Linked DNA regions of Homo sapiens: region 2 is linked to region 1. Evidence: chromatin loops called from intact Hi-C (ENCODE). Cell type or tissue: IMR-90. All regions are shown on one strand.

The links. Peaks named below come from ENCODE experiments on the same cell type or tissue, not always from the same donor. Only the 100,000 strongest peaks of a DNase experiment are listed, where the experiment ranks them.
Region 2: a loop joins it to region 1, with 3 times the contacts of the local background. A loop is called at or near these places in 24 of 110 quality-filtered maps.

The regions. Positions count from the first base shown.
Region 1 is chr18:11,321,348-11,329,347 of GRCh38, forward strand. It overlaps the pseudogene LOC100130329. Among named protein-coding and RNA genes, the nearest start is that of LINC01928, 130 kb to the right of the region's middle. In IMR-90, no CTCF peak of the experiment used is centred here; DNase peaks (open chromatin) are centred at 2,294, 4,094 and 4,864; H3K27ac peaks cover 1,433 bases.
Region 2 is chr18:11,497,417-11,505,416 of GRCh38, forward strand. All of the region lies in intron 2 of LINC01255 (long intergenic non-protein coding RNA 1255), which reads left to right. Among named protein-coding and RNA genes, the nearest start is that of LINC01255, 13 kb to the left of the region's middle. In IMR-90, no CTCF peak of the experiment used is centred here; DNase peaks (open chromatin) are centred at 3,215 and 5,165.

The DNA of each region.
Region 1 (8,000 bases):
TAAATAGCTACCAATGTTACTGAAAGTTAGAGGATGCTTAGGTTTGTTAGTTGTCATTAGTGTAATAAGAACAGACTTATAGACAGTTCACAATATTACAAAGTAAGTTAAATAAATTAAATGCCCTATTAACACTGCATTTCAATGTAATGTTTCCTTGTTATTACCATAGCAAATAATAATGCAAAAAATTATTCCTAGAGGATTCTTTCTAGGTTGCAGACCAAAAAAAGGTGGCAGCGGTGGGGGGAGCTTATAGAAGAAAAATAAACTTAAGAAATAAATACCTAAGTTTATAGTTTGAGCGTTTGGTTAAATAGTGGTGTAATTTACCAAAATCTAAAGTAGGGAAGATGGGCAAGAACAGGTTAGGGAGCAGGATGGTGAGGATTAAGGCAGATTCTGCTTTGGACATGTTCTGTGTGAACTGCCTATAGAAAATTCAAAAAGAAAGGTCAAGTACACAGTTGGGTATACAAATTTAGAACTCTGTAGAAGTTTAGGCAAGTGACATCAATGTAGAAGTCATCCATATATAAATAGTATTAAAGTAAAGGGACAAAAATGAAGACAGAGAAAGATCCTGGCCAAGACCTGGGGTTCATTGCAGTGTATCTGTATTATTCTGTTCTCACCCTGCTAATAAAGACATACCCGAGGCTGGGTAATTTATAAAGGTAAAAGGTTTAATTGATTCACAGTTCCACATGGCTGGGGAGGCCTCACAATCATGATGGAAGGCCAATGAGGAGCAAAGTCACCTCTTACATGGTGGTAGGGGAGAGAGAGTTTGTGTAGGGGAATTCCCCTTTATAAAATCATTGGATCTCCTGAGACTTAATCACTATCACAGCACAGGAAAGATCCGCCTCCCCATGATTCAACTACCCTCCACTGGTCCTTCCCACCACACGAGGGAATTATGGGAGGTACAATTCAAGATGAGATTTGGGTGGGGACGCAGTCAAACCGTATCAGTATCCATATAAACATAGAGCACAAGGAAAAGCCACAATAAAACTTTTTTTTTTTTTTTTTTTTGTTTTTTAGATGGAGTGTTACTCTGTCATCCAGGCTGGAGTGCAGTGGCACAATCTCGGCTCACTGCAACCTCCGCCTCCCAGGTTCAAGCGATTCTCCTGCCTTAGCCTCCCGAGTAGCTGGGATTACAGACACATGTCATCATGCCCGGCTAATTTTTGTATTTTTAGTAGAGACGGGGTTTCACCATGTTGCCCAGGCTGGTCTCGAACTCCTGACCTCAGGTGATCTGCCCGCCTTGGCCTCCCAAACTGCTGGGATTAGAGGCTTGAGCCACCACGCCCGGCCAACAAAACCTATTTTGCCTGTTAAGGAGTTCTCAGCCATCTTCAAATCATTAGATTCAAGGATCAGTTGGCATCTCAGGAACCCTCAAAATGGATAATGGGCAAGAGTTTAGTGAAAGAGTTAGTTACCAGTATGTGATTTGGTTAACAACAACAGGGCAGGGCAAAGCACCACGTTTCTGCAAACACTACGAGCCAGGGCCTGAAGGGGCTGCAACAGAAGGAAGTTGTCATCCAGGACCCAGCCAGAACCACAGCCACGGGAGAGGTGTCCTGCAAGGGGTGTGCTCCTCAGGACATGAGCACAGCCACTGCAGAGCCCCTGGACCTCCAGCTTCTCTATCTCCTCAAGTCTCCTCTTCACCAAACCCAGCGGAGATCAGCGCACAAGGCATTGCCAAGATGGTCCCGGAAATCATTCTCCCCGGGGACAAGGCCAGGGAGAATAGATGTAGATGGGGAGACAGAGAATCCCCAGCATATATTATTAGTGTAAATAGTTACAATTGACCATATGTAGGTGGTTACTGTCAGAAAGTGGACGCTTATATGCTGTTCAGTCTTTGCCATTCAAATGGCAAACTTTTCAAACTGGAGCAGAGTCGTCTAGCTCAGTTTTGCCTGTAATTATCTTTCTCTCTAAGGCAGCATCTGTACCATACCTTGCTTCCCACGTCCATTTCCATCCACTAGGGCAACACGGGCCCCATGCTTGTTTGTCAGAGGTTCGCTCTGTGGGGCGTCATGTCACGTGGAGTTCTGGACAGGGCGAGGCCCCTGAGGCTCTGACTCTTCTCTGCCCACAGCCCTGGGCTCTCTGTGCCTCGGGGCCACGTGTCCTCATCCAGCCTCGCAGCCAGGAACTGGAAACTCCCTCAGATTAACATCAAGTTCAATGCCAAATTCCTGGGAAAAAGCCCAGGAAACCATGAGTGTCTCCCAGGGTCCTGAGACTGAACAAGAGTGACTCGCAGAGACCCGCTGTCTTTTGCTTCCACGCCCCCACCCCCAGGGCTTTCTTGGCACCCCAGGGATTTATCTCCATCTGACCTTATCTTTCACACAGTTGTTCTGACTCATACTCCTCTTGGTGTTTACAGATCCCTCCATGACATGTAGTATTTATTTTTTACACAGGTTGTTCTTTAACTTTAAATCTAATTTAAATTTAACTAGCCGTGTGGCCACCGTATTGGGCAGTGAGGGCTTAGGCAGTCTCACTCACTAGCTGCGATGTTCACACCTGCCCCAAGAAAATCTCATTTTTTAATGGAAAGAAGTTAACAATTAACAAGTTAATCTTGTTCAGGTACTCTGCTGAGTGCCACTGTATACGTTATCTCATTCAAAACTCACCTCAGCTTCGTGACTAAAGAAAGTGAGGTTTGTCAAAAATCTCACTTTTTGAAGTGAGTTAGTGATGAAGGTTGGATTTGAACTCAGATATATGTTGTATCTTTTTAAGTTAGGTTTTTTTGTTCTATTTTCCCAGGGTTGCCATATAGTATAGTAGTTAAGATCCGAGCTTTGGAGGCAGGTAGGTCAGTTCTGCAGATTAGTTACTTGTGGCCTTGGGTTAGTTATCCAACCTGTCTAAAGCATCCTTTCTTCATTTGCAAAGAGGAGATAAAACAAGTAGCTCCTTTACATATTATGTGTGTTATATAACATTCTAGGTGTATTTCATGATGTAATACTTATATGCAGAACTTAACAACAATTTAATATTATTGTTAGTTATATGTAAAAAGTCATTTCAAATCATTCTTTAATTTAATCATTAAAGGAGAATCCCAAGGGCCTCTACCCAGCCACAATTTCTTGAACTCCTTGGAGATGATGGTTAAGAAGAAAGCATAATGCTCTCTATCTCATTTGATAAAAATCTTCAACAAGGGAAAAAATCAAAGCCTCTCTTGGCTCTGAAAGCATTTTTTCAGTTGTTTAAAATTTATGATTCAAGGGTTGTTTGGTTTTGCCTGCCATAATAATCATGGGAGGGTGTAAGATTTCGCCATAATAATCATGGGAGGGTGTAAGATTTCAACAACTATCTGCCATGAAGGCAAACATTTTCCTGTGTGCCAGGCCCTGGCTGATCTTGACAAGACACAGAGCTTTGAGTCTCAAATCAAGAGGTCACTGGAGCTTTAGCAGTCACCTGCAGCCACTGGGAAACGTGGTCTCAGAGTCCTAGGATTGCTCTCAGGAGAAGAAATCTTAAAGATTAGTCTTTTCAATCCCCTCACCCCGAAAGCCAAGGATGCAAGCACGTAACATTTAAAAAAATATTTGGCCCTGTGTTACTGTTCTGTCAAATATCAGGCATTACCAGTATTTTACATTAATTCCATTATTTTTTTCCAGAAGATTGTATCACAGTTAGCTAGACATATATCCATGATGGTATAATCCTGTTGACTCCTATTAAATTCTGGGAAATTGCTGACTGTTCTTCAGAAAGCCAAGAGTATTTCTCATGTGAGGGTTTTCTAAACAAACTCAACTGAGATTTTCACAGTTCATGTGTCAGGTGGTTATGTGGAAGAGTGCAAGGATCAAATAGCCCACAATGCCTCAGACCGGCCCACAACATATGTAGCTTTGATATAACTCAAGGACAGTGGGACGCTGGCAGGGTGGCAAGGGACAGTCACTGTGCTATACAGTGTAAAAAATTTCAAAAGTCAAATTTCTCTTTTGTCAGTTTCAAAATGACTGGCTGACTCATGCTAGTTCAATGGGCTAAAAAAGCCACAAAAATCTCAAAACCGTTGCTGATTCAGAGCAAAATGATGGTCTACAGCCTTTCTAGAGATAGGGCTTAAATTTGTGGAACATGTCTATTATGATGGGCGATAATCTTGATCACATTTAACATTAAAAGTAGATTTATGAGTGATGATGTAAGAAGATGCTGAGCAGGAAGGAACTCTGAGACTGGAGCTTCAGATGCTTGAGGATGAAGTGAATGGTCCTTTCATCCTTGCCCAGAGTGTCTCTGTCCCTCTCTCCACATGGAGACAGGTGACAGTAAAAGAAAAGCCCTGAGGTTTGCTAGGAGCTGGGGTCAGGTGCATCCTAAGATCTACCTCTTCCTGTCACCTTCTGAACATTTTTTATTAGTGGAAACATTATTTTTCTTCCATACAATGAAGTCAGTATCTTCTTTATTTTTTATTTTATTTTATTTTTTGTGAGATGGAGTCTCGCTTTGTCATGCAGGCTGGAGTGCAGTGGCACAATCTCAGCTCACTGCAACCTCTGCCTCCCGGGTTCAAGTGATTCTCCTGCCTCAGCCTCCAGAGTAGCTGGTACTACAGGTGTGTGCCATCACGCCTGGCCGTAGAGATGGGTTTTCACCATGTTAGCCAGAATGGTCTTGATCTCCTGACCTCGTGATCCACTCGCCTAGGCCTCCCAAAGTGCTGGGATTACAGGCATGAGCCACCCCGCCCGGCCAAAGTCAGTATCTTAATTTAAAACCAGTGTTTGTGGTTCTGATTCAACTGCTACAGTTCCTCATGCAGTTTGAGAACAGAGGAATACACATTCTGTTGCTATGACAAGATGACTAATAATAAAGAAGATCTATTACTAACACAATAGTGGTCCAAGTCTTGGAGAAAGTTTTGCAGATTGGAGTTAAATTTAATGCAATTTAATCTGATAATTTTTTTAACTTACTGCTGAATATGGGTCCAGTCATTTACCAGAAAAGTCAGAAAGACAGGAATAAAAAAACCAAAGGTATTTGGCAGGATAAATTATCAACTGGAACACAGGCTTTTAGTAATAGATCAGAACAACACATGGAGGGAGTATCAGTTTCTCACAGCAGTCTTTTCATAGAAAAAATGGGCAGGTGCTATCAAACTTTCACCAAACATGGTGACTATGCCATACTGGGAAGGATGGCAAGCTTCAGAAACTACTGCCATGTTAAAAGATGAAGGTACTCCTAGTGATGTTGAGGAAGATATCATTTTGGAAACAAACAAAGAAATTAACAAAGATATCCAGTGACACTATGATATTGCAAATACTTTCACTATTTTTGCTAGTTGGTTTTGGAATATTTTCAGTTGGCATTATGTTAGATATAGTACAACACTGAGAAATTTCAATGGTTTGAGACTTGAGGAGATGTTGGGATGAGGTCAATACATTTTGCATGTAGAGTGGACATAGATCTTTGGGGATCAGAGCATGGACTGTGGTAGACAGAATATGCCATCCCCCAATGATGTCCATGCCCTAATCCCCCAGAACCTATGAATATGTTACCTTACATGGCACAGGGGCCATGTTGATGTGATTAATTTAAGGATTGGAAGTAGGAACATTATCCTGCATTGTCTGCATGGGTCCAGTGGAATCACAAGGTCCCTTATAAGAAGGAGGCAAAAGGGTCAGAGTAAGAGAGATGTGATGATGGAAGCAAAGATCAGAGAGATTTAACATACTACACTGCCAACTCTGAAGATGGAGGTAGGGACCATGAGCCAAGGAATACAGGTGGCCTCTAGAAGTTGGAAAAGGCAAAGAAACATTTTTCCCCTACAGCCTCCTGAAGGAATGCAGCCCTGCTGACACCTTAAATTTAGGACTTCTGATCTCTAAAATTGCAGTATAATAAATTTGTGTTGTTTTAAGTTACTAAGTTGGTGGTAACTTGCAATAGCAGCAATGGGAAATTAATACGAAGTGTTCAAAAAGGTTACAGAAGTTTTCATTTTAATTTCTGCACTTCTTGTTCTCCATGAAAACTTGGAAATGACATTGGCATCAAGGTTAACCACTGCAGTAAATGTAGGGAAGATGGATTCACCCGTTGAAAAGTAGAACCTAGGAATTGGCAGTTTGGCCTTAAAGCAGATTCCGGCAACTGTAGTGGGTTTTCTTGCAGCTGTAGCAGCAATTATTTTGGGCTGGATTCCAGAAGGAAAATAAAACTTTGATCATTCCATCATTTTGTGCTCTAACAGAGAGAAAACTACCTTCCATGCATCTCTTCTGCAGAGAATAATAATAGTTTAGGTTATTGTTGGTTCAAAGAAGAATGGTATAAATTCTGTTAATGTCACTACAGCCATTGCTGCTAGTTTTGGCAACCTTACAACTCTATTTTTATCTTGAATAAGTCAGAGTCTAATACTCCTGTCTTGAGACTTATTACTACGTATTAGTTGGTGCCTTTTTCTCTGCCCTAACTCCCATCTGAATTGTAATGACTGCCAAACATTCAACCACATTGGCAGTTCTCCAATCGGTCTCAGGGCCTGCCCTAAGAGCCAGGATTGTAAGTGGCACTGGGCCTTACTCTGGAAACATGTGTATCTGACCCAATGTAATTAGGATTATTGCTATATACTAATAATATTGGTAGTAATTGGGCGGTTGTCGATGCTAGCAGGATTTCTACCTAACTCAATTTGCGTAGCACCCACGATAATTGTCTGATGAACTCAAAGGTTGTTATTACCCACTTAGGACATTTTTGTTCCAAAAGTAATAGGTCTGCTGAAGTTTTATTGATTTTAGTGATTCCAGGGCATTTTATTCCTTTACACTTTCACTTGTTAAAAAAAAAAATCCTACTTCTTCAACTGTAATCTTCACCGTAATTTACTTATTTGCTTCTGTGTCACAGGTATTTACCTTGTTATGAATTTCTGACAGGATAGCCCATCACTTCTGGAATCAAGAAAAGAACCCTGATAATTTCTTCATCCCATATCTTTTTTTTTTTTTTTTGATACGGAGTCTTGCTCTGTTGCCCAGGCTGGAGTGCAGTGGCGCAATCTCGACTCATTGCAAGCTCCGCCTCCCGAGTTCACGCCATTTTCCTGCCTCAGCCTCCCGAGTAGTTGGGACTACAGGTGCCCGCCACCATGCCCGGCTAATTTTTTTTTTTCTTTTGTATTTTTAGTAGAGACGGGGTTTCATCGTGTTAGCCAGGATGGTCTCGATCTCCTGAACTCGTGATCCACCCGCCTTGGCTTCCCAGAGTGCTGGGATTACAGGCGTGAGCCGCCGCGCCCAGCCTCTTCATCCTGTATCTTATGGAATTGGTTGATCTGTCTGGGTCAGCTTTATTAGCCTTAAGTGTTCATTTTCAGTGGTTTGTTAGAGACTGAGATCAAGATGTTAGGGACTAATAAATCCTGCTAAATCTTCTCAGATGATCAAGGAGAAAAACGTACAGCTCCTTGCCAAAAATTTTAAGCCAATAATTTGTCTTTTTCCAGGAAAGATTTGGTTGGCCCAGATTAAATTAAATGACCTTCTCTTCTTTAAAGAAAGGAATTGGTGTTGAACTATAATGAATAGTATTTGTGATGCCTTTCATAATATAAATGATAATTTGACATTGACAAGGATACAAATTTCAATCTCTGGAATTAATTAAATGGGAAAGGATACAGGATTTTGCAATGAATAATTTTGGAACCACACACATAGAAGAAATGTACTTTATCATTGTTTAATTTGTAATGTAAGGTTAGGAGAAATAGACCTCGAGTTTAACTTTCCTTATCTTACAGATGTATTGTACTTCAAAGCAAACTATAAAAATAAGGAGGCCAAGCCAAGCTTTTTTACCTTCATGCCAACTGAGGAGAAATTTAACAATTGCTGATTAACAAAAAAATAGATAAGTTTCGCTAA
Region 2 (8,000 bases), 180 kb after region 1:
AATTCATCCTCTTCAATAATTTTTTTTAAGTGAGCACAAAATGCAACAATGGTAGGGTTAATTGATTTTGATAGACCCACCAAAAATCATCAGCAAACATTTATGACTTTCCATTGAAGACAATTCCATCAACGTGTTGTTTCCAAGCATCTTTGAAATACCCAGTGATCCCTCCAGTAGAATCTCTTATGAGACATAAAAACTACTGGCACAGAGAATAATTCAGTTTTACTTCTATCAATGAGTATTATCTAATGTTGCTTAGAGGTTTTATGAAACCAGGGAATCATCCATTCCCATCTATGTTTATTCCTGAAAATTGCGGCCTTGGTGTTATACAGAGACCACGATTGCACAAAGAAGGCCTCAGGGGAGCAAACATGACCTCATCCTGTGAGGGAGAGCCACAGCTCACTGCCACATGCACAGAGGATTAAAAGGCAAGTGGGGAGACAAAATACTGTGATTAAAAAAAAAAGTACAAAAAATTAGCTCATCCAATGATGAAGACAAGACAGCAAATGCCAAATTAGCTTAATTGAGCATGCAAAATTAGATGTTCACCTTGATGAACATAATTATTACAATTTCAAAACTGCAAATGACCTCAGGAAAAAAACCTAGGACAGCCTCATTCCCAATTGAAAACAAACAAAAAAACAAAACAACAACAACAACAAAAAAAAGCAGAGTTACCCCCAGTATAATGCAGAGCTGGTGATACGGTTTGGCTGTGTCGCCACCCAAATCTCACCTTGAATTTTAGTAATCCCCAGGAGTCAAGGGTGGGACCGGGGGAGATAATTGAATCATGGAGTTGATTCTTGTGGTAGTGAATAAGTCTCACAAGATCTGATGGTTTTATAAATTGTGTCCCCTGCACAAGCTGTCTTGCCTGCCGCCATATAAGGCGTGCCTTTGCTTTTCCCCTCGACTTCTGCCATGACTGTGAGGCCTCCCTAGTCATGTGGAACTCTGAGTCCATTAAACCTCTTTCCTTTATAAATTACCTGATCTTGGGTACATCTTTATTAGCAGCATGAGAACAGACTAATATGGCTGGCAATAGAATGGACAAGACCCTCACTTGCACCTTTCTGCCTTCATGGGCAAAACCCACAGCACTCACACTTTCATAGATTCTGGCAATTATATCCTAGCCCTGCAGCTTTAGAGATGCAAGAGCTGCACCTCTGATCACCTGGCCTGCTTTTGAATTTTGGCTGCAAAGACTAACACTCAGGGCTTCTGACTGCTTTTCTTTTCGCCCACACGTAAACTTGCTACGTTTCTTCCCCACCCCATTGTTTGTCCAGAAAGCTACAAATCTTTCCAGAAATATCCATATGGCATATCTCTGAAATCAGTCAGCCAGAGGTCAGTATGTATCTGTGCTTTAAACTTTATGATTAGTGCCCTAAAAATATTGTTATAGTCTGCATTGGGTAAAACGTGCCCCTGCCCTTGGATTTCACATTAATTTCTGAAGTTAATCTTCCTGAAGTTACTGAGAATCTCTGTGTTGCTAAATCCAGTGGAATTTCTTCCCTCCTCATCTTACTGGACCATCTGTAGCTTTTGGCACCATTGACTATTATTCTCTCTCCTTGAAATACCACCTTCCTTTGGTTTCCAGGAAACTATATTCTCTTGGTTTTCCTCCTGCATGTCCCTCTCAATCTTCCTTGCTGGCTCATCCTCCTCCACCCAGTCATTAAATGTTGTAATTTCTCAAAGTTCATTTATAGTTCATTCCTTTCACACTCTATCAATACCCATGGCCATACAGAGACTCCCAAATTCCTTTGTCCAATCTTGATTACTCTTCTGAGATCCAGAGCTATATAGCTAGATGGATGTCTTTCTAGCTGTCTCTATTGGGATATCAGAAAGACACACTTCAACACTATATGCTTCTGAATTCGTAACATTTCCCACAATAACAACCTTAGTCTGCTTCCAGTGGTTCCTCTCTGAGTAAAACCAGCATCCACCATTTGGAGATGCTTCAACGCTGGCAGTCAATCCAGTCTTTCTCTCTCTCACTGTGTGTAAATTGTCTCTCTCCCAGTCAAGGGAGATTTTCCTTCCTAGGTTTCTCTGTCTCCATCCTCACCACCACCCTCATCCTAGAAACCATGCCTGCCCATGCCGCAACCTCTTGATTTGTCTCCATACATCTGGCCTGTCCATCTGCGTTTGTTCTCCACATGGTGAACAGAAAGTTCTTTACAAAATGCAAACCTGATTTTACCACCCTTTGCCTAAAATCCTTCCGCAGCTTACCCCAACTCCAGGTATAAAGCCCATAGGCTCTTCGTGGTCTTCTCCTGCCTAAGTCATTCACTCCATCTGCACCCTACTCCCCCCACCCCAGGATGCCCAAGCACCGGCGACACCCAGTGCTTTCAGCTCATCAGACAAACCATTCCTTTCCCCACCTCTGCCACCTCCACCAGGCCTTGAAGACATTTTCCCTCTACTCAGAAGGTACTCCTCATCCTTCGGCAAGTTCAACCCTATTTCTCCTTCAGATCTCAGCTGAAACATGACCCCTCCAGAAAGGCTTTCCTGAGTGTCCCGTCTAGCTCAGCCCCTCACCACGCTTCCCGGCTCTCGGCCTCTCCTGGAAGCGCTGGCCACTGCTGGGCTTCCGCACTTCCTCTGTGTGTATGTGACTGCATGTTCCGAGGCTCCACATCTTTGGGCTTAGGAACCACTTCAGGTTTCATTGTTTTCTGTACAAATCACGGTGTGTAGCCAGGACCTGGCATATAGCAGGCACTTGATAAATATTCACTAATATCAGTCAATGATTTCACCCTTTTTATGCAAACTTTTGCAACAGGCTGGATTATTCAGGAGGGATAGTATATTCTTGAGTTATCAGTCAAGTAGATTCCCTCTCCTCCCCTGCCCTGTCCTCAACCAGCCTGACTTCAGCAATTTCACTCATTATTTGTCTTCTAGAAGAGACAACTTGCCTCCTAGAGATAGATGAGAGGGCGACTTACTCTGCCTACTTACAGGTCATGCTAGAAACGTTTTTCTAGGAAAGGTACTGAAACCCTTAACAAAAATCAGTTTGTGGTTCATCAATTCACATTGTTTAAATGCCTCATGAGAATGGACAAGTGGAAGTAAGCTACAGCTATTTTTGTGACTCACCAAAACTAGAGGTCACAGCTGTGCCCCAGGGCAGTCCTGCCCAAAGCTACTTGCTTTCAACCTCACATGAGTCACCCTGTGCGGCTGGAAAGAGCAAAGTCTTGACGGAGATTCCATTTTTTTTTTTTCTGGCCGAATGACTAATAAAAGATCACCTTGTCAAATTTAGCCTTAGCAACAGGCAGTAAATTTGTAAGTGTACTGTTGAATTAAGTTCCTGCTCTTAAATTTGAAAGGATAGATTTGTCACCTTAAAAAAAAAAGATTTTAATTTTAAAAACAAGTGATTCTCTTTATCCTCTGTAAAGATTCCTGGCAAGTTATCTTTGCCAGGGCAAAAAATAGAGGCCTGGAGGCTTTCATGTATTTTCTAAAGGTGAGCAGGTCACCGGTCAAAAGTTCTTCACTATAGACAAAGGGATGGTGTATTTACTATTGCTTATACAGATAGTTGTGTTTAAACTGGTTGGCCTTTAAATATTTGACCCCAAGAAGAGGGCATCTTTTCTTTATCAGGCTAAAAGTTTTTAAACGTAGAAAAATCAAATAAAGAAAACGGAAATTTTCAAAGATTAGAAGGGATCCAGATTTAGCCACAGTGAAATTGCTCAGCACAGGGGACATCTAAGAAAGCATACTATACTAAAAAAAATTCTTCATTATTACTATCATTCCCATATTTGAAGTTTGTCCATAAATGCAAACCACAAATATAGAACATTGCATCACAAAGATGTTCTTCATAGCCTAAGAAAGTAGAGCTGCTGGACTTCTCTTCATTATCAAGATTTACCATTACAGGCTTTACACTTTTAAATTTGTTTGTATCCGTTTTACCAATGAGGAAATTGACAGCCAGAGAAGTTAATTAATTTGTTTAGTGGTTCCCAGAGTACAAAGAGCATAAAAAGCTGAGCAGGCACCATGGTGCTTAGGAGTGTGGACTCTAAAGACATGCTGCATGTGTTTACATCCCTGCTCCATCATCCACTGTGTGACTGCAGGCAAGTCCAATGGCTACTCTAAGCCTTGGCTTCCTTGGCTATGAAACACAGATGATAATACTGAGCTCGTACCATCATTTTACATTCTAAGTGAGATCATGCATAGCAAGCAGTCGAAACAGTGCCTGGCACATCGTAAGCTCTTAAAAGCTTTAGCTGTGTTTTAAAATCACCTGGAGAGCTCACTAAAGATTAGGATACCTGGGAACCTCCTCAAGAGATCATGATTCACTAGATCTGGGCAAGAACCTAGGAATCTGCATTTTGATAAACACTGCCAGTGAGTTGGAAAACCACTATTAGTGCAGCCAGATGTACCTAATTCCAAAGTTAATGTTGCCTCATCAGGAAGCAAATTCTTCAGTCCCTTCCCATTTTGTATTGGTATTCCTGTGATTTTTCAAATGGGCCAAGTGTTACTTCAATTTAACACCTTCCTAAGTAACACCTCGTCTACATTGCTTTGGGAAAAAAATCACTTTTTTTTGCCTCTTAGATGCTCTCTTAAGTCACAATATTTTCCATGATGTTGCTCTTCATTTTTAGAGTCCCATGGACCTGCCACGACCAGGCCCTTATGTCCTTCCATCGTGTAGCATCAAGGACTTGACTCGTGTCCTCTCTAGGCTATAACCCAGTCTCCAAAGCCAAGCCCGTGTGACCAGAGACAGCTGAGTGTTCAGGGGTAGCTGTGTTTCAGGCCAACTCCAATTTGGTGTTTTTGTTTCCATCCCCAAACCAGGGGGCCTGCAAGCCCCACATATCAAACAACTGGTTTGTGGAATTGGCTGTTATTACAGGGAGATAACTGAGCTGCCTCCTGAAATCTGAGGTTCTTAAACCAATTGGGTATCATATATACCCAGTGCTTTCTGGAAAAGTAAAGTGTACAACTCAATTTTCACCATGTTGTTTTGGAGAGCAGACCTCAGAAACCAAAGGCAAACACTCAACATTCCAATCCAACTCCATCGTCTTCCATGACATGGGCAGTGAAGTCACATTTGGTTAGGGCTTTAGTTGCTCTCCAGGAATGATGAACTTAGCTTGATAACAGATGTTCTAAGAAGCTAACAAAAGCTACCAAGCAAATAATTTTTTTCTAGTATCACTGTATGCAGCTTTTTCAAAATGACCAAGTGATCTGACAATAGAAGGAAAAAGCAATAGGGTGATTCCATATTGTAAGCCAGATATTCAATTTGAACCAAGCTCTTTGAAGCCCTCAGTAGCTAAGTAATTAGTCTTTTTCTAAATTCTTATAAAATTTCAAGACCATGAAACACTATGGAAGATGTCAGAACAGCAAGCAGCCTCAAAGTGCTGTAGATGGGATAATTGGAAAATAAGAAATAAGAATTCACTAATCTTTTCTCTAATTTATAGTAAATTCAATTGTGTTTACATATTGGAAGACTTGTACTTTTTTCTGTTAGTAAAATATACCCCAAATGTTTCAGGATCTCCTGCTCAAAGAACCTAGAGTATGCTTAAGTACTTTGTGTTAAACAGTACCATGGTGGGTTTTTTTCTCTATCATTTCAGTAAATCCAGCCATTGCACCTGTGCACAGGTGTGAAGAGAAAGATCAATAAGTGAGACTTCTTTCCCAAGGGCCCTTCCCCTCCTCACCAGTTAAACCCAACAGCTGAGGAACTGTCAGCCTGTACTGAGCCTTTCTATCAAAGAAAGGATAGAAAGTTATTAAAAAGTGGTAAATATGGAGGTTAGGAAGCTATGTAAAGAAGGATGCATAAGATAATGTGAAATGAGAAAAAGCGGAATAAGAAAATGAATAGTTACTGATTAAAACGATGTTAAAAACCATACAGCATGCACAGTTACTGTCAGGAGACCACAATTTGTGCTCTTAAGCTATTGGCTGGAATATGATCTGCAGCAAAAAAAAAATATATATATATAAACTTCAGTTCATTCTTATAAATCGGTCCAGTGAAAACAAGAGTACCAGTATATATAAAGATAAACACACACACCAAATATACATATACATATTACATATTACATTCTTGTAAAAAAAATTTTTAAATGACCTCTGAGCCAGAAGGTGCTGAAGAGCACATACATGGCTGTTATCTCGAGGTGGGATTGGGGGCAGAGGGTGTTTATTAACCTTTGTCACAGCCTTCAGTGGTCCAAGAACCTGCTGCTCCCGGGTCCTCTCATTTGAAGACACCCACCGCCTAAGGATGAAGAGAAGCTCCTTCTTGCAGATCTGAGGCTGATTTCCCAACTCCCAGGAACACCCTACCCACAGCCTGTTCCCCAGACCCAGGTCTGTCCCCTTATGCCTGGTCCCAAGTCAAAACCAGCTGTTCCTATTTTAGAAGACAATACTACTTCTTCCCTTGCCTTGTATTACCAGTGGTCTAGGTTGTCTGAGGCTCCTCAGGGTACAGCCCTATTCATCTCTGTGTGTCTGCAATGCCAGGCATAGCACTTGTTACAGAGTTTTTGTTCCATTGTACACAGGGACTTATAGAGTGCAATAATAGACACTGGTGAGATGGGGGTGAGGGTTGAAAAATTACCTATAGGGTACAATGTTCACTATTCAAGCAACAGGTGCACTAAACACCCAGACTTCACTACTACACAATATATCCATGTAACACATCTGCACTATACCCCCAAGTCATAAATCTATATGATACATACAAATTAAATATATATGTATCAAACTAAATACATGTATATATTTAAACACAGGAAACTGGAACTGATTATTTTACAAAACGAAGTTACTCTTTATCTTCATGTGACTAATACCCTTCAATGGTGGAATTCTTAAAACATAACATTTTTACTTTCTACAGAAAGCACAGAAACACAGAAGTGTTTTTAAATGATTAAAATATTTTATAGGAATGTACTCTTTAGTCCCAATATCAGTAGGGAAATGTTTCTATACAACAGTGAATTCATAGCATAGCATTACATGCAAAGGTTGAAAAGAATTAGGATAATCTACATGTACTAACATGAAAAGATCTTTAAATGTCATGTTGTCTGAAAACAAACTGTAGAAATATAAGTAGGGCCTTCTGTCATTTTTAACTAAGGTAAGTAAATCATGTATTCAGATGAATGAAAATAAGTTTACAGAGGTCTTGCATAATTTTAAGTTTTTAAAACAGCTCCCACATACACATACATAAATCTGATCATCTCAATAAAAACACAGAGAGAAAGAGAGACATCCCGCTCTTATTCAACAGGAATTCTTGACCAAGACTACAAATGTAGCCCATTTGACATCGAAAACATTGGGACAGGTGTGAGAGTGAGGAAAATGGGGAGAAAAAAGAACTTTGAAGACAAGGATTTGAAGTTAGCATGAAGCATGGAAAGGAGGAAGGGCAAGCTTTCTGCAGTGAGGACAGTGCCTGCCAGAGAAAACCAGATCCTGGGGAGGGGTTTCTCCAGAAAGAGAAAGTCAAAGCTGCAGGTAGGCTCTGGAGACAAGGAGCTCGCATGCAGTGAAGGTGGCGGCCACATTGAGAAATCACTCCAGGCTGAAGGACATGCACCAAAGGCGGGAGGGGTGGCACCATGGACAGAGCTTCGGATGGGTGCAGGTGGGGCTAAGAAGGCAGCATGGGGCAGATGCTGCAAGTATGGAAGCCAGGACACGAGCTTCCTTCCAACCACCAAAGGGCAACTCACAAGCAAAATTCTTTCCTAATGCTTCACCACGTTTTTTTTCTTTTTTAGACAGATCTCACTCTGTTGCCCAGGCTGGAGTGCAGTAGTGCAGTCACAGCTCACTGCAGCCTCAAACTCCTGGGCTGAAAGGATCCTGGCACC